Regions from separate parts of the Homo sapiens genome. Here region 1 is linked to region 2. Evidence: chromatin loops called from intact Hi-C (ENCODE). Cell type or tissue: GM12878. All regions are shown on one strand. Links, peaks and the distances in the headings refer to the core of each region. The heading gives the core; the rest is flanking DNA.

Evidence for each region. Hi-C counts contacts between places; a loop is a spot of excess contacts. Peaks named below come from ENCODE experiments on the same cell type or tissue, not always from the same donor. Only the 100,000 strongest peaks of a DNase experiment are listed, where the experiment ranks them.
Region 1: it touches region 2 in a loop (4-fold over the local background); 3 of 110 quality-filtered maps call a loop at or near these places.

The regions. Positions count from the first base shown.
Region 1 is chr2:73,675,457-73,686,446 of GRCh38, forward strand. It overlaps the pseudogene ALMS1P1. Among named protein-coding and RNA genes, the nearest start is that of NAT8, 39 kb to the left of the region's middle. In GM12878, for the core only: a CTCF peak has its summit at 4,942 (motif pointing right); no DNase peak of the experiment used is centred there.
Region 2 is chr2:74,143,765-74,154,754 of GRCh38, forward strand. It overlaps BOLA3 (bolA family member 3), which reads right to left and starts at 4,148. Exons shown (of 4, transcript NM_212552.3): 1 at 4,057-4,148; 2 at 1,425-1,539. The coding sequence starts at 4,110. MOB1A (MOB kinase activator 1A) reads right to left here. Exons shown (of 6, transcript NM_018221.5): 6 at 8,764-10,990. BOLA3-DT (BOLA3 divergent transcript) reads left to right here and starts at 4,217. Exons shown (of 3, transcript NR_045636.1): 1 at 4,217-4,459; 2 at 4,586-4,714; 3 at 4,934-8,625. RefSeq lists a silencer at 3,889-4,368 and an enhancer at 3,902-4,561. In GM12878, for the core only: CTCF peaks have their summits at 4,173 (motif pointing left) and 7,848 (motif pointing left); DNase peaks (open chromatin) are centred at 4,227 and 4,603; H3K4me3 peaks cover 1,940 bases; H3K27ac peaks cover 1,472 bases.

The DNA of each region.
Region 1 (10,990 bases), core at 1,150-9,149, 470 kb before region 2:
CAAAAAAAAAAGATTATTTTAAAATAAAATTAAATATGTATTTGGGTTATTATACCTTTTATCTTAGCAATCCCATTTCTTGGAATTGATCCCATAGGGTGAGAAAGAACAGTGTTCTCCAGAACATATTAAGTTAAACTTTTTTAAAAAATTAAATTTTCGAAGTATGTCAACACTGTTTCCATTTGTGGTCTTTAAAAGTAAGTATTTGTGCCTATGTAGACGTGTATACTTTTATATGCATAGAATATTTCTGGAAGACAGAAAAACCTGATAATACTGATTGCCTTTGGAAAGGAGAACTGATGTAGGATGTAGTAGATTTTTTGACTTTTTGAATGTTGTGTCATGAGGAACGAACATTAGTTACTCATAAATTAATTCATTTGAGTGTTGGATGTGGTGGTACATTTCTGTAATCCTACCTACTCAGGAGTCTTAGGTGAGAGAATCTCTTAAGCCCAGGAATTTGAGACTGCAGTGAGCTATGATCACACCATTACGCTCTGGCCTGGGTAACAGACTGAGACTCTGTATCTAAAAAATAATAAATAATATTTTAAAAAATTAATTCATTTCAGATATTGATATATTGATCATGGGAATGCCAGAGAATAAGTTAAGGTTGACTTTTTTAGGTGTTCATTAGAGACTTGCTTTAATGAGAATAGTTTCTTAGTTGGCATAATGCTTCTGAAGTAAAGGTACTTTAAAACAGTTTATCTTACGGACTTTAAGCATTCCTCTTGAAATCTTGTTTTTACTCTTTCTAGTCAGTCTTTATAGGCAATCCAAAGGGATGCTTTGGATGCTTTAGTCCAGTGGTTCTCAGAGAGTGGTCTGTGGAGTCCTGGAAGTCGCTGAGACCCTTTCAGGCAATTTGCAAGGTCAAAACTAATTTCAGAATGACACCAGGATGTTCTGTGCCTTTTTTGCTGTGTTGGCTATTTGCACTGATGATGCAAGAGTACTGGGAGAGGAGTAAAACCATTGGTGTCTTACCACTATTCAAGACGGTGGCACCAAACCGTACTAGTCTAATAGGCATTGTATCCTGCACAGCCTCCCGCCAGGAGTGTGATGGAAGAACAAGGAAGCAGTGTAAATGGAGGTAAACGGGAAGCACTTCCTTTGCACCGTGAAAGATGATGACTGTTTCAAGGAAAAGCACTTATGCCATGGTTTGTGTCGTGAGCTGAACCAGCTGCCTTTGTCATGGAACATGACTTTTAATTGAAAGAGTAACTGACAGAAAACCAATTATTCTGACTTGTGTTTAGCAGACATTTTCTTGAAAATGAAGAAGTGACTCTCTGACTTCAGGAAAATGTCTGACAGTATCTGTTGCCAAAGAAAATGTGAGTTTTCAAGCCAACAATAGAATTCTAGAAAACTTGTATTCACCACCATGGGCTTGATGACATCTTAGTACTTAGACCTTTCTGACGAGATAGCAGTGACATTAACAAATGTGACGTTTTTCATGTTATCTAAATACATTTGTCAACATTTGGAAGATCTGCACAACTCCCTGGACCAGGATTTTCCAAATGATTGTTGCTTTTTGTTACAAAATCAGGGAATAGATAGAAGATTCAAATAGTACAAGATAGACTGATGGATTTTTATGTAACAGAATAGGAAAAGTTTGCTGACATGCTTTCAGATTCCACCTTGCAACTAATTTTTAAGAAACTACCACTTGTCAGCCAGGCACAGTGGCTCACGCCTCATAAAATGAGTTGGAATGAAGTTTTTCTTTCTTATTCTCTAGAAGAATGTAATGTAATTTATTGCTTAAATAATTAGGAGAATTCACCAGTGAAACCCATCTGGGCCTGGATTTTCTTTTGTGGGATTCATTTTTTTCAATAACTATTCAGATTTCAGTTTTTCTTTTATGCCAAGGTTTAGTAAGTTGTGTTTTTTACGTAATTTGTTCATTTCCTAGAAATTTACAAATTGATGATCCAATGTTATAATATCCTTTTGTTATCTTTTTTTTTTTTTTTTTTTGAGACGGAGTCTCGCTCTGTCGCCCTCAGGCTGGAGTGCAGTGGCACGACCTCGGATCACTGAAAGCTCCACCTCCCAGGTTCACACCATCCTCCTGCCTCAGCCTCCCGAGTAGGTGGGACTACAGACATCCGCCACCACGTCTGACTAATTTTTTGTATGTTTAGTGGAGACAGGGTTTCACTGTGTTAGTCAGGATGTTCTCGATCTCCTGACCTCGTGATCAGCCCTCTTCGGCCTCCCAAAGTGCTGGGTTTACAGGCATGAGCCCCCGCACCTGGCCCTTTGTTATCTTTTTAATGTCTGGACGTTCTAGGATCTGTAGTGATGTTCCGTTTTTATTCCTGATATTATTTTTGCCTCCTGTCATTTTTACCTGATCACTCTTTCCAAGGGGTATATAAATTTCACTAGTATTGTCAAATAACCCACTTTGGGTTTTATTGATTTTTCTCTATCGTATATTGGTCTTATATTGATTTTTTGTTGTTTATTTTGGGGCCGTAGCAGGAGCCACAGCCAGCTCCACATAGTTCAGAGGGCCTGGCAAGTATGGAGGAAGACCCTTGCTTTCCCCTGGAGGTGCTGAGAGTTTAATTCCCGAGGAAGTAAGGGGATTATTTCCCTGTATTGGCAAAGGTTCTAGTTTTTGAGTAGAACTAGAGGACCTCACTTCTCTTGAAGGAGAAGTAGAGAGGCTCCTCCTCATTCCCTTCCCTACAAGTCCCCACGTGACTGATTCTTCCTCTCCAGGGGCTTCTAGAATTAGCAACATTGTTCCCTTTGATCCTTTGGCTGATTACATATCCTGCATTTCTTCTGTAGGGCTGGGTGTTGATAGAGGGCCATAAGACATTATACATAAGGTATTTTATCCCATTTACCTTGTTTCTTACAAAATAAGTCCCAGTTGGAGAATTGTAGTATTAATGTATGTAAGTAACTCATGTTCAGACCATCTCTCTTGATTCCGTAGGGAACACTGGGGCCATATGGTATTACAGTAATATATCATTTGCTTTTTGGTCATGGATATGGGTATCCAAATAGTTTCCAGTGCTGGAGGAGGCACTGTAACGGGCTCTCCTCCAGTATTGAGACCTGGTTCCCCATATTCTAGGGTCTTTGCCCAGAAGGCTGATTCCACCCTCCAAGAAGCTTCCACTGGGGATTAGTGATGACACAAATCCTGTAACTCTTAGCCTGTAGGATATTTCTGGTCCTTTCAGCTTGCTGCTACACGCAGGCCACTATGGAGTGGAGGTGCTGGGAAGCTAGGAGAGGACAATAGGGGTTGCCTCTCCCTGGATCATGTTCAGTCTGGGTAGCTTCCCTGGAAATCTCATGGAGATTCCACAGTAGTTCCGGATCCAGCTTGAGTGGTGGGAGGTATGTAAATCAATCAAGTAAGCAAGGTGTTCTTTCTGGAGAGGGTGCACACTCTGCTCATGTAAAGTCTACATCACTGTATTTTGGTTCCAGGAATTCCCACCCAAACTGCCCCATTCTAAATTAGGCCTCTTCAAATCAATAACAGTTCTTCTGTGACTGCTGGAATATGGAAGCCCAATATTTTAGGGATTACCACAGACTAAGGAGAAGGGAATCCAGACTTCACATGCATTCAGGCCACAAAGAAACACAAGTATTGGCAAAAGTGACAAGCATTCAGCCTACAGATATACCAGACAGGGACAAAGTCTTAAAGATGAGAGTCCTCGTCTTTATATTAGGGCTTCCCCTGTTAAAATGGATGGAGACATCTCTCAACTCCTAGACCTGAAGGGGAGTCCTGCCCATTCCCAACAGTCCTGGATCCCTTGAGCTAGGTCCTAAACCTGACAACCCAGAGTCCTAATAATCAAAACCAAAACCACTCTTTTAGTCAGTTCACAGAACCACCACCACTTACTGCCTCAAAATTGCACCAAATGAAAGGTCCAAGCAGCCACTTCTGCTTTCCTGGTGGGCTGGGGGGATGGGGTTGGCATGCCTGAGGCCCTTCACCAATCTCCCTCTTGGCAACTTAACCCACTCATGCTTCCTCAGACTGCTGCTTCGCCTGTAAGCAGCCTATAAGGGAGGTCGAGTCAGGGCTCAGTCCATAGTCCCATCTGGATCAACCAGATTTGTTTCCCAGGCCCTCCCACCCCACTGCCTCCAAAAAAAAAGCGGGGTTTGTTTGCCTGGTGAGTAACAAAAGTCGCTGAGAACACAGACTTTGATCAATAGGAGTTTTATTACTTGTCACAAGTAGGAAGAGCTCTGGGAATATTCGTCAAAGCAGTGTCTCCTAAGAGAAAATGACAGGAAGGCTTTATAGAGTGATCGAGAGGGGAGAAGGTGCATCATCACATGAAGAGGAGGGGTCCCAGTGACACAGATGGAGGGAGTCATCGTGCCACCACATAGGACGCATGCTATGGTAATGAAACTATAGCTCTCCCAGGGTGCAGGATTTAGCATTGTAATGAGGAAAGTTCACTGTAAGTGAGTTCATCTATAAGTTGCTGGGGTCTGTCAGGAGCAGGTTCCAACTGACTAGGTGACCACATTTCACACAGGGTTTGAGACAAAACCGTCTGCAAGGCAGAAGGCTGTAAAACGGGCTAATTGCTCAAATTCATTAAATTCCTTCACTCCCTGGGGGCCCGCCCTGTCTTGTCTATATAGCCAGTCCTTAGGAAGTGAGGCCAAGCTGAACTGTTGACACAGTCTATGTCTTTACGAGTCTGGGAGCTGGGTGATTTTACCTCTGATGCTAGACTTATTTTTACTGGTTTTGAAGCCTTGCTTACAGCCCTTTCCCAGTTTCTCACGAAATACTCATGAAAGGGGATGGTGGGGAGTGGGCATGGGGAAAAGGGAATGATATTAAAATTAAAGCTAACATCATTGGCCTCTAGGGGGCACTCATGGCTCATCTCCATAGCCCTTGGCTCTTGCAGCTGCCCAAGATGAGAGTCCTGATCTAAGGAAACTCCACCACCACCAAGGCTGGGGTGGTGGCAATGGGGGCATTATTTTCCAAACCTGACTAGGCTACATTTTAAGGGGATCATAGTCACAGAGAACATAGATGTGGACTATTAATTTTCTTTGCCTGAGCAGCCGTAGCCCTATGTGCTCCTCTCCAGCCTTTCAGGGAGCTATGATGGGCCAAAAAATGCTCAGTAGCCCAAGCCATCTCCTCCATAGACACTGGAGTAAAATCTCTGCCTATGGGTGTGTGTGTCTTGTCTTACTCTATCCTGGATTTGTTTCCTCCAATGCTGGTGGCTTTACTTTAGATAGTCTGATTGTTGCAGAGATGAGACCCAAGGCTCCACTCTGGAGAAAATAGAGCCCTCTTGAGAGGTCAGCCCAACTTGCTAGACTTCTGCATGGGGCTTGGGGTTCAATGTTCCAGCCTGTCCCCAAAAAGTCATGGCCAAATTCACATATTCCTTTGATCCCTGATGGTGTCTCATCACACAGTTCGTCTGGCCTCACCATTGCTCCACTAAGTCCAGGAACCTCAAGGAACTATGAGACAGGTAGGGCTAGACTTAACAAAATGGCTATCACAGTCTTCATTTCATGAGACAGAGGTGAACTGAGAAAAGGTGGAAGGTGCTTCAGAGACTTCTCTGTATTCATCCCTAACTTAGGCAGAGAGCCTTGGCCACACAGGAAACTGGGGAAGACCCCTCTCTTACTCAGGAGTCCCCCACACTGGTGCCATCTTATGACAGGCAGGCATCAGCTTCAGAGCCAGTCAAACAGTTAGGAATAGCAAACATTGCTCCAGAATTTGTTGGGGTTTTTTTTCCCCTGAATTTGATAGTAAGCTCCACATAGGCAAGAATGACAACCATCTTGTTCTCCTTGTTTCTCTGGAGTCTAACACAACATGTAGCACGTGGTTGGCCCAATAAGAATTTGTCGAATGGGGGCCAGATGTGGTGGCTCATGCCTGTAATCCCAGCACTTTGGGAGGCTGAGGTGGGAGAGTCGTTTGAGGCCTGGAGTTCAAGATCAACCTGTTCAACATAGTGAGACCCCTATCTTCTTTTTTTTTTTTTTTTTTTTAAAGTGGAGTTTGTTGAATGGCACACAGAAAATAAACAATCCAAATGACAGATCAGAGGTGCTGGAAAAGACCAGGGAGATCTAATCGTTAAATCACGTCATCTAAATATTAAGAGGAGACATTTGGACATCTGATAGAATTTGGCATTGAATAAGTGATAAATACACAGAAAACTGAACAACGGCAAAAAGAAAAGTATCAGTTCTAAGGGAAAAGATACAAATCAAAAGCCTTCAGGAAAGGATAAGTCATCATGGCTTACTGTATAGCTTAGCTTAAAATAACACAGAATAGTGAAGTAGCCCAAAGGGCCATCTAACCACACTGGGAAGCTGAGCAGGGGAGGAGTGCGTATATGCATGGAGGAGACTTGTCTTCACCCTCCTCAGCAGCTGACAGCAGGCAGGCTAGACCTGGACAATGGAGCAGGAGTCACACAGCCTGTGAAAGAAGTGCTGGGGAATGTAGGGGCTGCTGTTTCACATGACAGAGCCATTGAACCCTGGCTGTTTATAATAGTTACATACATAATTTTAATAGAAATAAAAACCAAAAAGAAAAAAGACTTAAACATGAAAGGCAAAACCATTACAATTTTTAGAGGAAAATATAAGAGAGTAAGAACAGAAAAATGTCTTAAGGCACAAAGTGCTAACCATAAAGAAAAAGATTGATAAATTCATCTTGATAAATTTTTTGTTTATCAAAAGGCACCATAAAGACAGTGAAAAGACAAGGCACAAAATGGGAGAAGATAATTGCAGCACATCTGACCAGCAAAGAATTTGTATCCAGAATATATAAAGAACTTCTATGAGTCGGTTTTTTAAAAACACAATTTATATTTAAGTCTCTTTAAAACAAATAGACAATTCATAGAAATATGGTGATATGGTTTGGCTGTGTCCCCACCCAAATCTCATCTTGAATTGTAGCTTCCATAATTTCCACATGTTGTGGGAGGGACCCAGTGGGAGGTAATTGAATCATGGGGGCAGATTTTTCCCATGTTCTTGTGTTAGTGAATAAGTCTCATGAGAGCTGATGGTTTTATAAAGAGCAGTGCCCCTGCACACCCTCTCTTGCCTACCACCACATAAGATGTGCCTTTGCTCCTCCTTCACGTTCTGCTGTGATTGGTCCGCATCCAAATGTCATCTTGAATTGTAGCTCCCATAATCCTCATGTGTTGTGGGAGGGACCTGGTGGGAGGTAATTGAATCATGGGGGCAGATTTTTCCCATTTTCTTGTGATAGTGAATAAGTCTCATGAGAGCTGAGGGTTTTATAAAAGGCAGTTCCCTTGCACAAGCTTTCTTGCCTACCATCATGTAAGATATGCCTTTTTCATTATAAGTTACCCAGTCTTGGATATTTCTTCACAGTGGTATGAAAATGGACTAATACACATGGGCTAAACTCATGAGCAGGCAACTTTATAGAAAAACACAAATAGCCCATAAACATAAAATGTAGATTGAGTTCATTATTAATTAGGGTAATGCATGTTATGGATAGAATAAAATACCTTTTTACATTCACTGGATTGGCACAAAGTTTTGTCTTTGTGCCACTCTAAATGTTGACAGGGATGTTGATCAACTGGAATTCACACACTGCTTGAGGAAGCTTGCATTCACTCTATAATTCAGCATTCTGAAAAGTGCTCACCAATAATCAGCCCAGGAAGGTTCACAAGGACATCTTCACCAAATATGTCCTTTCACCCTAGCAAAGAACTAGAAACAACTCAAGTGTCTTTTGACAAGAGAATGAGTAAATGGCAAGTGGTATGTCACGCAAAAGAATTCTAGACAGAAGAGAAAATTAAGGAACATCAAACTTAGTGAATCTTTGAGACGATGTTGAGTAGGAAAAAAAATTCAGAAGAATATATTGTATGATACTTTTATCATAAGGTTTAAAAGCAAGCCAAGGTAAACATGTGCAGGGACACCTAGGGACCCATGTCATTTTAGGATCAAACAGATAGATGGACAGATGATAGATAGACAGACAGATGGATTTTTTTAACTCAAAATAGTGGTTACATCCTTAGGGAGCTGGGATTGGAGAAGAGACACTTAGCTTTGAAAGTATTGTCAAATATAGTGACCTTTCTAGTTCATTTGGGTGCTGGGTTCAGGGGTATTCATTTTATTATGCACCATAATTTATGTGAGACATTTTATTATATCAAATATTTTCTAATCTTACAGTAAGCAGTTTGGTAAACAGATTCATAACTGCATATAATGTGTAGGTCTTGTGAACAATGCTGCTGTGAATATCAGGACCCAACTGCACTTGTCTCTCACTGCCTTTTGTAAGCCTGCTCAATTGGGGAGTTCTTCCCCTTATACTGGAGATGAGAACTCAGGTAATGCCTCGACTGTTCGGATCACTGTCAGGGGATTACATGTTCTACCGTGCTGACTTTTCACTGAAAGCCCAGTCTCCACTCAATAAGTAAAAGTGTAATAATCGAAACTCCCAATTTGAGTTCCACTTAAAATCTTCTCTCTTCCCCTGCCAGACCTCTCTGCACCATCTAGGGGAGCATAGTCCCCTCTGTCCCTGCCTGACAGGGCTCTCCTCCTCAGCAGCACAGGGAGGTGTCTGACCCATCTGTGTGTGTGTGTCTATGTGGTGGGGATGGGGACCATAGCTTGGCATCCTGCCCTCTCACCCTGGCAGTTCATTGTCTCAAGCTGACTTTCTTGGGTGTTTTCATGGCTTCTTCTGAGGCCTCCCTCTGGAATATTGGATCGTAACTCCAGCAATGCAAGCAATAGGTTTTCCTCCAGCTTCTGGTCCTCCTCCTCCTCCTCCTCCTCCCCAAACCTGGTTTCTAGCAGTCACTCCACTGAGACTCAGAGTCTTCTTGGCCCAGTGCCAGCCTCTTGCATGTCCCAAACCTTGTCCTCAGGAAACACTTATGCATCCTATGCTGGGGTGAACTCTTAAGAGTGCAGGATCACCTCATGGCCACAGCCTAGCTAGGCCCTGAAACCCACACTCTGGGTTTGTCAGACGTGAGTCAGCCCCAGGCCACTGAACCTCTCCCACTGCAGGGAATCCCTGTCAAGTGGTGAAAGCCAGCATCTAGACCTGGAGTCACAGGCACCTGTAGCATAACTCCTCCTGAAATGGAGGTTTTTCTTTAGAGATTGGTCCATATCCCTTATCCCTGGACTTCTGAGAAGGGTGGACAACCTGTGGACTGGACTTGAGTCTGGAATTTAGAGAAGTGTCCATAGTAGGGCTGCCAGATGAGGCAAACACAAATACAGGATGCCCAATTAAATTTGAATTTCAGATAAATGATTTTTAATGTTTGATTCTGTCCCATGCTAAAAATTGCCCACTGTTTATGATAAGTTTAAATTTATTGGTCCATTCTGTACTTTATCAAGGACACACGCAGGAGGAACAGTAGCACAAAGGCTTCCCGGTGCCTTGTGGGTGAAAGAAAGGCTTCCAGGGAAAGGAGAGAAACACCCAGGGATCCCGGTGACGTCGGGAAGCAGCACCCAGACCATGTAAGGACACCGCCTGCAGGGGGAGACTCAAGGCCTGGGAAGGTTTTCTAATCTGTGCCTTGAGTCGGGTGGGGGGATTTTCTGGGAAAGGAAAACCAGACACAGTAGGACAAATATTGTATAGTTTCACTTATATGAAATTGTCAGAATAGGCAAGTTCGTAGAGACAGAATGTAGAACAGGGCTTTCCGGGGGCTGGAGGAGAAGACAAGGAGTTCTTGCCTAGTGGGTACAGAGTTTCTGTTTGAAATGATGAAAAACTTCTGGAAATAGATTGTGGTGACAGTTACACACCATTGTGAACATAATTAGTACCACTGAACTGTACACGTTAAAATGGTTAGTTGTATGTTTTATGTATTTTGCCATAATAAAAACTAGGGGGAAAAAAAGGAAGGGGAGATTGTCTCAGGCTGGCTGACTTTCCCTGCATGTACGCACATCTTCACATGTGCACACATGTAAAACAAAAATGAAGCAAAAAAAGAAATTCTAATTTAACCAGTAAGCAATATGTAAAAGGAAATCTGAATGTCATTACAATTTTACCAGGTTCAGAATAAAATACCATCCTTCAAAATGAACAAATTACTTATTAGCCGAAGAAAGGTGAAAGGAAGTTTGGAATTAACAGTCTAGATTTTCTCACTGATTGGTCCAAGTCACTGACCTCTAAAATTATCTTAGATCATGCCCTCCCTCCTTCCTACTTTCTGGAAAACAATCAGTCTCCTACCCTATGCTTGCCCAAAGAGTTTCCCATACAAATCACAAATCTGCACTTGCCATTCCCTGGAAGCCCTTACATTCCCAAGGCCTGGCCTCATCCACTGCCACTGCCCATGGCCCCAGTCCAGGCAAAGCAATCACTCCCTCTCCCTCTCTGTCATTCCTTTCTTTTCCTTTCACTCTCTTTCTACCCTCCTCTTCCCCACTCTCTGTTTCCTCTCTCTCTCTCTATCTCTCTCTCCCCACCATCTCCTCTCTCTGTCTCCCCCCGCCTTCTCTCTCTGTCTCTGTCTCTCTGTTTCTCTGTGTCTCTCTCTCTGTCTCTCTCTTTGTCTCTCTCTCTGTCTCTCTCTCACACACACACACACACACACACACGCACACACACACACAGCCAGCAACATTCTACCTCTGCCAGAGTTCCAGGTTGAATAGGTGTGGACTTTGACTTTCAGATTCCTCTGGCAAGTGTCAACATCAGTCCTGTTGCTCCCTGGCAGAGGAGGACTTGGAGTCACCTTGGCCAAGAAGCTGTCTGGAGGTCACAGTGGCACCGCCCATCGGCCCCTTGGCTGAGGCTAGATGAGGGCAGATTCAGCACAGCAGCAACTCTCCCCATAAAAAAAATCCC
Region 2 (10,990 bases), core at 1,051-9,050:
CAACCTCTGCCTCCCAGGTTCAAGCGATTCTCCTGCCTCAGCCTCCTGAGTAGCTGGGATTACAGGTGCCTGCTACCATGCCTGGCTAATTTTTTTTTTTTTTTTGTATTTCTGGTTGAGATGGGGTTTCACCATGTTGGCCAGGCTGGTCTCGAACTCCTGACCTCAGGTGATCCACCTGCCTCAGCCTCCCAAAGTGCTGGGATTACAGACATGAGCCACCGCGCCTGGCCCCAGCAGATTTTTTTTTTTTTTTTTTGAGACACAGTCTCGCTCTGTCACCCAGGCTGGAGTGCAGTGGCATGATCTTGGCTCACTGCAGCCTCCGCCTCCCGGGTTCAAGCAAGTCTCCTGCCTCAGACTCTTGAGTAGCTGGGACTACAGGCGTGTGCCACCACGCCCAGTTAATTTTTGTATTTTTAGTAGAGACGGGGGGGTTTCACCATGTTGGCCAGGCTGGTCTTGAACTCCTGACCTCGTGATCCACCTGCCTCAGCCTCTCAAAGTGCTGGGATTACAGGCATGAGCCACTGCTCCAAAACCCCAGCAGATCTTTAGATTGATTTATTTCCTGTGGTTTCCAGAATAAAATCTACTTTCTAAACTTTCTCCTCAATCCTTGGAAATGTTATGTTCTCAGTAAAGTCAGTGAGCCCTCATGGCAATGCTGAGTGGCAAAGGCTGCCTCTGGGTATGGAGAGATTCAGACTGATGCCTATCCAGCGGCCCACGCCACGGGCCGTTCTGTGTGTACGTGTGTGTGTGTGTGTGGATAAAGGGCCTATCTTCCCCATCCTGTGGATGCAGAAGTTGCTTCTCCAGCCTGCTCCTAACACACTGCCAGCCTGAACTTCTAGGTGCCAGTGGCCACCTGAGAAGGACAGCGCTTGGCTGGGGCTGGTAACTGGGCTTAGGACAGAGTCTCCCCTGAGTCCCGGTTCTGGTTCCAGTTCCACTGTCTCTTCCCTATGAGGAGCTAGGCAATTCCTTTGGCCTCTCTGGGCTCATTTCCTCTTAGGGAAAGTAAAGCAGCTGAAGAAAATCTTTCTGGGGTCCACTCCAGCTCTGATATCCTAGGGTGTCAGAAGAATGGGGGAAAATTAGAGCAAAACCTATTCAAAGTCAAATGACAGACTGTGGACCTCAGCTCTAGGGTGACTGAGAGGGACCTTGTCTGAGCTGAGCCAGGCTGGCAACCTTGAGTCCTCCCAGCTGCGCCTTGTCCTCAGTTTCCCTCTGATATTTCTGAATCCTGACTGCCATCCCATGAGGTGGGGGCAGCCGAGCTCCACCTGTCCAGCAGCAACACATCTTGAGAAGCCACTCACCAGCAGCAAGCCCCCTCCTCCAAGCCCCTGACCCTCTGTCCTTCCAAAGGGCAAAATCTTATCCAAGCGCCGTAGGAAGAGTGAGAGAAACCTTACCTGAAATGTCAGTGACTTTTATAGCTGTAGCTCGTGGAAACTTTTCTTTGAGAATTTGGGTCACTCTGAGCTCCCCCTCAGTCTGAGTGGCAAACATCCGATGGTGAAGTGGAAGCTGCCACAGAACAGAGAGGAAGGTCAGGGCAGAGGAAGATGCTGTTGCCCCTGAGCTGGGCCACTGTGCAGGCCCGCCTGCCATTCCCCCTGCAAGGCAGGCCCCTGAGCCCTCGCCAGCACAGCCATGGGTTATGTCAGAGGGGCTCTGTGGTATCAGGAGTCCATGTAAGTGCCCCAAAACACAGAATAAACTTTTATTGGCGGGGACAGGATGATTGTTAATAACTCAATTTGACTCCAGAGACAAGAGGCCCCAAACCTAATTCAAGAGATGTTTGCTTCCATATAATGTTGTGACACTATTATGCCGATAGTTTTATAGGTAAGGAAACTGAGGCACACAGTAATGTGCCCAAGGTTGAATTCGGTAAGATACAGAGCCAGAAAAGCTGGATAGCCTGCCTCAGATCCATACCACTAGGCCATCCACTGCCCTGGATGGTGGGGCCAAATTCCACACTCCCTCGCCTTTAGGCCTGATTAACATGTCTCGCCCTCCCCAGTGGGATGTGACCTCACAGCCCACTGCTCAATTAGCCAGCTATCCTTCATCATGCACTCCTTCTCACTGGGAGCAAAGTCAGAATTCTATGAAAGAACCTGAAGAAGGAGTATCTGTAGGTTGTTTACCATTGGCAACAACACCCCTTCCCCAATGGCTACCATGGGGGAACCTGTGTTTGTGTTTCCTTTTTTTTTTTTTTTGAGACAGAGTTTTGCTCTGTTACCCAGGCTGGAGTGCAGTGGCACAATCTCAGCTCACTGCAACTTCCACCTCCCGGGTTCAAGCGATTCTCCTGCCCCAGCCTCCTGAGTAGCTGGGATTCCAGGCACCCACCACCACGCTCGGCAAATTTTTGTATTTTTAGTAGAGATGAGGTTTCACCATGTTGGCCAGGCTGGTCTCAAACCCCTGACCTCAGGTGATCCACCCACCTCAACCTCCCAAAATTCTAGGATTACAGGCATGAGCCACCACGCCCGGCCAGGGGAGCCCATGTTTCTGATGGAACACGTCTCAACAGTTAGTAGTGAAGGAGCAGAAAAGCAGGTCGGCAGTCACTTGGCTGGGCTGAGTGCATGCTGAAAAGGCAGACTGGGAATGGAGTGTGGCAGGCCTTGAATGCCAGGCTAAAGATTGTGGACTGTATGGGACAGGAGATGGGACTCCAGGTGATAGAACCCAGGCTCATGGGACCAAAGTAACCTGCAGGAAACAGTGCCTTCTGGAGCGAGTCAGGAGAGATGCCCAAGTAAGAGGCATTACAATGATGGAAGCACCGGGCACTGGTCCCTGACTAGACGTGGATGACAGGTTGGAGGACACTAGGGCCGTTCATGGGTGCTGGTGCTGAAGGTCCCACCCCTCTACCCCTCAGTCCTTCCTGATAGCTCAGAGCAGGGTCCTGTGTCACAGAATCTCAGAGCACCTCCTTTAAAATGAGCTGTGCACTGGCTCTCTCACCACTGGTCTTATAGGCCAGGAATGAGTCCGGCAGCATCCCAGAGCTGACCCCAGGGCAGGCCCTCAGAGGCACTTGGTGCTGGATGAATGAATGAGCAGGGGAAGAACTAGTCAATTAGGGACAGAAATGCAAGACAGGAGAAAGGTCCAGAGTGTGATTGTCTGCCTGCTGTGTGGAGGGACAGAAACTCGATGTTGAGAGGCTGGACAGGATTGCCAGGAGTGAGGGTGGGGTGGAGCTGCTTCTGGGGGCAGAATCTTGAGGGTAAAGGCAGAGAGTAACCAGATGGCAGACAGAATCGGCAGCTACTAAGGGGTGAGAGAGGTGAGCGTTGCAGAATCCTTGGGAGAAGCCTTTCATCTTAGCGGATCTGTGGGCAGCGGCCTTTAGTGGAACAATCAACTGACATCCCCAGATGATCACTGTCCACGCTGAAAGTCACCGCAGTGGAAGAACTTCTCTTCATGCACAGGGCAGGCAGGTTCAGAACCAGGGGAGAAGGAAAATGAAAGTTAAGAGAAAGAATGGTATGAGCTGAAGCAAAGGATGGTTCAGAAAGGGGGAGAGATTAGGAGAGCGCGTGGGAAGTGCCCCCTGCTTGGGTTCTGCTCCGGTAGTGTGGGATTTGGAGGAGGATCAAGGTCAGAGGCCCAGTCGACCTTCCCAAGGCCCCGGCCCCGCTGCAGTCCCTCGCACCCACGCCTTGACTCTGGGCTATGACTCCTGTCTTCTGCTCGGTAAACCAATCCTTTTTTTTTCCTGTGCCCGCAGTATTATGACTGTTCATGTGTCTGTCCGCCTGACCTCCAACCTCCACCCAGCTCGGGAGCTCCCCTAGAGCGCGCCAGAGCTTGAAATTTCGAATGCCGTTGTCGCTGAGTGAATGAATGAATGAAAGAATGAATGAGAGAAAGGAAGAGGAGCCCCCCATTGCCAGTGCCGCGCGCGCCCTCCGGGAGCCAGTCCTCAAGCCCCGACAGCCGCCGGCCCCGCGGTCCCTCCGCAGCTCCCGTCCCGGGGAGAGCAGCCCCGACCCTGCCCACGCTCACCCCGCGGATCCCGCGGAGGAGAGGCGCTGCCGCGGCCGGGCTCCATGCAGCCATGCCCGGCCGACGTGACCCGCCGCCCGAGGTCACTGTATGCCCGAAAGACGCGGAGCGGGGGACCGAGAGCCGCCGCCGTGGGAGAGGCCGCCCCCTGCCGCCCGGAGGCCGTCAGCCTCCCGGCCCCGCCCCGGAGGCCTCCGGTCGCCTGGCTCCGGCCCCACCCCGCCATCCCCTGGCCCTGGCTGACTCGCCACCCCCGACACTGCAGCGCCTGCCGACCTCGGGGCCCCGCCCTCTGCCTTCGCTCGCGCCGCTCTCCTTCAGTCTCCCCAGGGCCTGTTTCATGGATAGGGTCCCCTTGCCCGCGTGAAAGTCTCATTCCTCCTCAGCTCAGAAACACTCCAAGGTCTCGGCGCCCTATACTGGCCTTCCCTCATCCGAATACCCCTCGTGCTCCTGATGTACTTTTCCATTCCCACTCCCTACTCTGGCAGTCTAGCTTCTAAGCTGAGGAGTTTGGCCTTCGCTCCAGGTGCGGGGACTCGTGGAAGGATTTGATTCGCGCTTGAGAAAGATCGCTCCGCTCCTGTAAGGAAGAGAGCGTGTAGGGGCTGCAACCAGAGACACAGTCAGAAGCTCCGAGGCTACCGCGATGGTCCAGGTGAGAATGGAGGGGCCTAACTAAACCAGTGGCGGGAGGGATGGAAGAATGAACTGAGACACTTGGGAGGTGAATGGAATCGAGCGACTGCATGTGGAGGTGTGAGTGGGAAGGTATCTGAGATGACTCCAGTTTCTGGCTTGGACAATGACTTGGATGGAGGGTTAGGTGGGGGCTGAGCAGAGTCCACGAACAGTTCTTAATTTGCCTGAGTTTAAGGTGCCACAGGACACAGCCTAACAGAGGCCCAGGTTGGAGCCATGGACCATGGAGTCATGAGAATGGAAGGGAAGCTGACGCCATGTGGGATGGGGTAGAACTGTCCGCAAATTCGTCCCGCCTCTGGAGTCTTCAGACCAGTCAAGGCCGAAATTCAACCAAGCCTCTCCTCTCTCTAGCTGTTATTTGTTTGCAGCACGCGGTCTGGTGGCACCCTGCAGGATTTACCAGCTTTTTGCCAACATTCTGGCCTATGCAATCAATACGTCCCTTCAGCGTTGCACTTGGATGGATTGGACCTATAGTTGTTATATATGGATATTGTCTAATTTATTTATTACAGTATTAACTGACTCCTATGTTCTGGCCTTCAGAATTTCTCCTTTGGATCAATTACTAGCCTGTCTTACATTTTCTGCTTCATTCTTTTAAAATGTTTAGAGATGATTTGCTAAGTTTTCTTCATTGCTGTCAATGATGCAATTTAAACTGTCAAAAAAATTTTTTCTCAAGCAGGGTAGTAATGGTGAACCATTCCCTTGCTATTCAGACAGCATGGTTTAGATGAGGCGCACCTATCCCCAGCTTTAGGAATGGAAACAGGACCCAAGTCTGGCTAATCAGAGACTGGTTTAGGGTCGGCCCCATGGTCTGAGCCAGACCAATGAGAATTGGTAGAGGGACTTCCTTTTGCAACTTCTATTTTAGAATCGGGGGTATATATGCAGGCTTGTTACAGAGGTATATTGCATGGTGCTGAGGTTTGGAGTATGAACGAATCCGTCCTTCAGGTAATGAGCATAGTACCCAATAGGTAGTTTCAACCCTTGCCCCCTTCCTCCTTCCCCAGTCTTGTATTCCCCAGTGTCTGTTGTTCCCAGACATTGATCTTTTTCCTCTATGTTGCTAAGCTGGTAGAAAGGCTGGAGTTGCTGGCAACCATCTTTGCAACCATGCAGGGAGAACTACTTTGGAAATGAAGCAAGATAAAGAAGAAAACAGATAAAAGGAGACAAATGTTTGACTTTGTACAGCTGGAAACCAGCAATGCTGGAAATGAGCACTGAAGGCAGTTTAATGGGTTTGTCACTTGTAACCAAGTGACCCATGGCAAGCTCACAGATTTGTATTGGCAGAATTCCTCCTTTTCTTTATTTAAAATGGTACTTTTGGCCAGGCAAGGTGGTTCACACCTGTAATCCAAAGACTTTGGGAGGCCGAGGCGCACTGATCACCCAAGGTCAGAAGTTCGAGAACAGCCTGGCCAACATTGGCGAAACCCCATCTCTACTAAAAATACAAACCATTAGCTGGCTGCGGTGGCCTTTCTACCAGCTTTTTGTCTCAAAAAAAAAAAAAAAAAAGGTACTTTTGCTTATCTCTAACCTTCCTCTTCCCCATAATTTAACAGTTGCCCATACTATCTGTTACTCTGAGCTACTCTCTGCCCCATTCTCCTCCTCTTATCTTCAGTTCCTCCTAGGCTGTCAGAGCCATCTGAAATGAAAACATTTAGGCCGGGCATAGTGGTTCATGCCTGTAATCCCAGCACTTTGGGAGGCTGAGGCAGGCGGATCAGCTGAGGTCAGGAGTTCAAGACCACCCTGGTCAACATGGTGAAACCCCATCTCTACTAAAAATACAAAAATTATCCAGACATGGTGGCACATGCCTCTACTCCCAGCTACTTGGGAGGCTGAGGCAGGAGAATCGCTTGAACCTAGGAGGCAGGGGTTGCAGTGAGCCGAGATTGAGCCACTGCACTCTAGCCTGGGCGACAGAGTGAGACTTTGTCTAAAAAACATAAATAAAATAAAATGAAATGAAAACATTTGCTACTTGAAATCCTTCAGATTCCCCATCGCCTACCTACAGGCAAAACTCTCAAGTTCTTTTGTATGATTTAACCACTATCTACCTGTCCAACTGAAATCTACCCTTCAGTAATATTATACTTGCACCTCCCTTCATAAGCTATGCTACAAGTTTGGTTATGCAGTTGCCCACCTTTTAAGGTTCAAGCCTTGTCTTCTCCAAAGAGCCACCTCTGACTGCCTCACAGTAAGCTTAGGGCCCGCAACTTACCTGTAACTTTTGTTGCACTTATGGCCTTTTACAACTATCAATTTATGTATGTGTCTGTTCTCACTGGTTTATAAGCTCCCTGAGGACAGAGCCTTGCTTGAGTCATCTGTCAGCAGCCCAATATGGGACAAAAAGTGCATGCATTGTAATTACTGAACAGAACTGATAGAGGCTCAGCAATTTGCGCTCCATAGGTCTAAGTTTGAACTTTTCTAGAAAAGGATTTGCAGGACGATCTGACGAATCTTGGGCTTCCAAATTAGTTCCAACAGTTCTAGTATTTTTTTTTTTTTTTGACAGAAGCAAATAAGTAAGTTTTACTTTGTGATTAAAACAAAAGTGAAATGCATTTAGTCCCAGGAAATGTCAATCCTTTCTGCATCTTACTTTTTTTTGCTGTGACCTCGAGATTCTCTTGTTCTCTTCAGTTGTATTGGTCCATGATCACTCATAGCTTTCATACACATATATACATCTGAAACTCAGAAAATTCATTAGGTAGGAACTCTTTGGATGCATCTCCTTTTTTAACCTCATTGGGATGATTTTTCGTTGCACCATCATTTTATAGAGCTTCCTAGCACTGCTGAGCATGCAGAATTTTTGCAAATGCAATCCAGAGAAACAGACTTGCTATATACTAGCTATTTGAACTTGTCTGAGCTTATGTGGCATGGTCTAAAGAATACTGAAATATTTCTGGCATACCTCTTAATTGCAGTCACTTTCTCCAGGTTGCTTTATGGATTAAATGAGATAACCTACTAAAGGACTCCAGTAAAAAGCTAAAAAGGTAGCTAGCTTTTGAGGTGTTGTGGCAGACTGGCATCTAGTGGCCAGCGATAAAGGTGCAGACTAGTGTCCACACCTAAGTGGGGACAGTGCAGGCTGTAATGTCCATACCTAGTGGGGACATCAATGGGGTATTTGTCAGAGAAGCTCCATGGCATAGTTTGGACATTGTTTCTGGCTGTGCAGGTTCAAACCCAGAGTCTGGCTCTCCCAAAGATTATCTGAGTTATTCTATTATTTTACAAAGTTTGAAATAGCCATTAGATACCCTTACAAACTTATCATTTTTGTGATTGATTTTAAGTCTACTGAAAATGTCAAAAGAAATCCAAAACTGATTGCTAGTAACTAGGCCAGGTGTGGTGGCTCACACCTGTAATCCCAGCACTTTGGGGCCGGGGCAGGCAGATTGCTTGAGCTCAGGAGTTCGAGACCAGCCTGGGCAACATGGCAAAACTCCATATTTACAAAAAATACAAAAAATTAGCCGGACATGATGGTGTGTGCCTGTTGTCCCCGCTACTAGAAGGCTCAGAAAGAAGGATCACTTGAGCCTGGGAGGCGGAGGTTGCAGTGAGCCAAGACTGTGCCACTGCACTCCAACCTGGGCAACAGAGACCCCAGCTCAAAAAAATAAAATTAGTGTTAACTTGTACTGTTTAGCCACATTCATTAAGTTTTTAATTTTAACTCTACTATCGCACAACCAGGAATGTACAAGAGATCTGGAGCCTGATTTGCATGGCAGGAAGGAGACCACGTATTTTTGTTTGGGATGGGTTTTAGCCACTATCAGAGACATAGTTTGTTTCTTAGGGGTTCGGTCCCAGTAGTATGATACTTAGTTCATTTAGGAACTTCCTTTTTTAACGGCTAAGAAAACATTTTAGCTACTAAATGATATGCAAAGATAACTTTCCAAATTTAAGCTGTACTCAAAAATCCACAGAATCTGCAAAACTCTCAAGTTTCTATATTTAAATAGAAATGTGTGTTGATATACATACTTTAATCAGTCATTTCTTGCTTTCAATATATTTTATTCTGACGAAGTTACAAAAGTAGATACAAAATACTTTTTTTAGAAGTACAGTTAACTGACTTAGAAAAATAGATAAAGCCCCTAAGGATTTTAAAACACAACATAAATTTTTATGTAAAGAACATTTAAAAATATTTTAGATGGTAACCAAAACTAACTTACACAAACTATTTTTGATGTAGAATAGAATGCTGTTCTATAATAAGAAGTCTGTAGCACACTGGTAATCCATTTGGATCTACAGAATACTTGTTTGGAACAGAATCTGATAATGAGAGAAAACTCAAATGAATGTCAGTGCAGTTGCTTCAAAAAAATTACTGCTACCACATGTACTATCATCCCCCAAGGCCTTTTACAGTCTGAAATATCAAAATTGAAAGCAAAAATAGGATGACCAAAGGACTACTATTTTACCTCTTTTCAGAACTCTACAATAGTAGAAACTAAATTCCCTTATGGATCTCAGGGGGAAATAATGTGCCTGTTGAAGGGGCTCAGTGTTTGGTGTCCAGGCTGGCATTTTTCAGGTGAGGGTTTCATACTGACAGGAGGCAGGCTCCTAAAACAAGGCGGTAGCACCAGCACCATGACTAGGGCTGCTTTAAAACAAATTTCTAGGACTTACGCTCTTTGGGCCTGATTTGTTAATGCTTATGAGGTAATGATATTATGTTTGAGAAGCTCTACTTCTAGTATACCTCAATGCTCAGAGAGAAAGCCAACAATACAATCAGGAAACCACAATATTGACAAAACTTAGTACTACCACCAAGATTGTTCCTCTTGCCTTGGCACTACTAAAAAACTTTACCTTTGTTACTAAAGTCATGGTGAATACAGATTTTGCATTTCTCATGTAAGCAGCTATATAAGCTAGGGTTCTACAAGCCTTAGATGAAAGGAAAAACTTTGCTGGAAGCCCTGTAAAAATCACTTTATTCACAATCTGAAGAATGAAAGACAAATTTGGCTGTCAATACAAAAACTGTAGTACAAGGAAGTTCAACTGTTTAAAAATCTGCACATCACTGTACAAGTGTTTTTTGAAGGCCTGAAAATTAAAGCACCATAGGATTAACTGCATAATTTAGCAAGCACTCTCTACCCCATGACTGTAATCATGTATGAAGAGCAGAGATCAGACACTGAGAGGAGATGGCTTCTGATTAGCAAGGGGGAAGGGAGTGAGTGTTATGGAACAGGCAAACCTTGGGCATGGGGAGATAAAAGTGAGAAGAGTCAAAAAGATTGATTTCTATAGGCCGGGCACGGTGGCTCATGCCTGTAATCCCAACACTTTGGGAGGCTGAGGCGGGCGGATTGCGAGGTAAGGAGATGGAGACCATCCTGGCTAACACGGTGAAACCCCATCTCTACTAAAAATACAAAAAATTAGCCAGGCATGACTAAAAATAGAAAAAATTAGCTGGGCGTGGTGGCGGGCACCTGTAGTTCCAGCTACTCAGGAGAGGCTGGGGCAGGAGAATGGCATGAACCTGGGAGGCAGAGCTTGCAGTGAGCCGAGATCCCACCACTGTACTCCAGCCTGGGTGACAGAGTGAGACTCTGTCTCAAAAAAAAAAAAAAAAAAGATTGATTTCGTCAAACTGTTATCAAAGGTTGGCCCTCTAGCCAACTCAGGAAGGCGCCATCCTCTTCCCATTATCTCCCCTTCCTCCAATTCTCCTCCTCCCCTTGGCTCCCTAGCCTTGGAGGTAAACACTAATATTTCAGTGCACTGTTGGTTAAGCCAGATTGGCTTGGGAACCTGGTAATGTTTTTATTTTTATTTTAAAAAAGGACAGTCTTGAGTCTCAAAATACCAACACATCTCTGATTTATGTCCCATTTATAAGCTGCCTTTACTACTGTCCTGACATGTGATCGTCTTTCATTTGCTTTGGAGCTTAGTGGTGAAGAGAGGGAACATTTCCATAACTGAAAATAAATGGAGAAAAGTGGTAACTCTTTTGTTTGAGAATATTTGAAATACTAGAAATAATGAGGAAAGTACAAGCCTAGCTGAGAAACTAGTTTCATCACTTGTGGACTTAAAAAAGTAAAGCTAACAGGGTTTAAAGTTGAGAGGCAGTTCACATCCTAAGTGATACCTAGAAACCTGCTTTCTTGTTCGC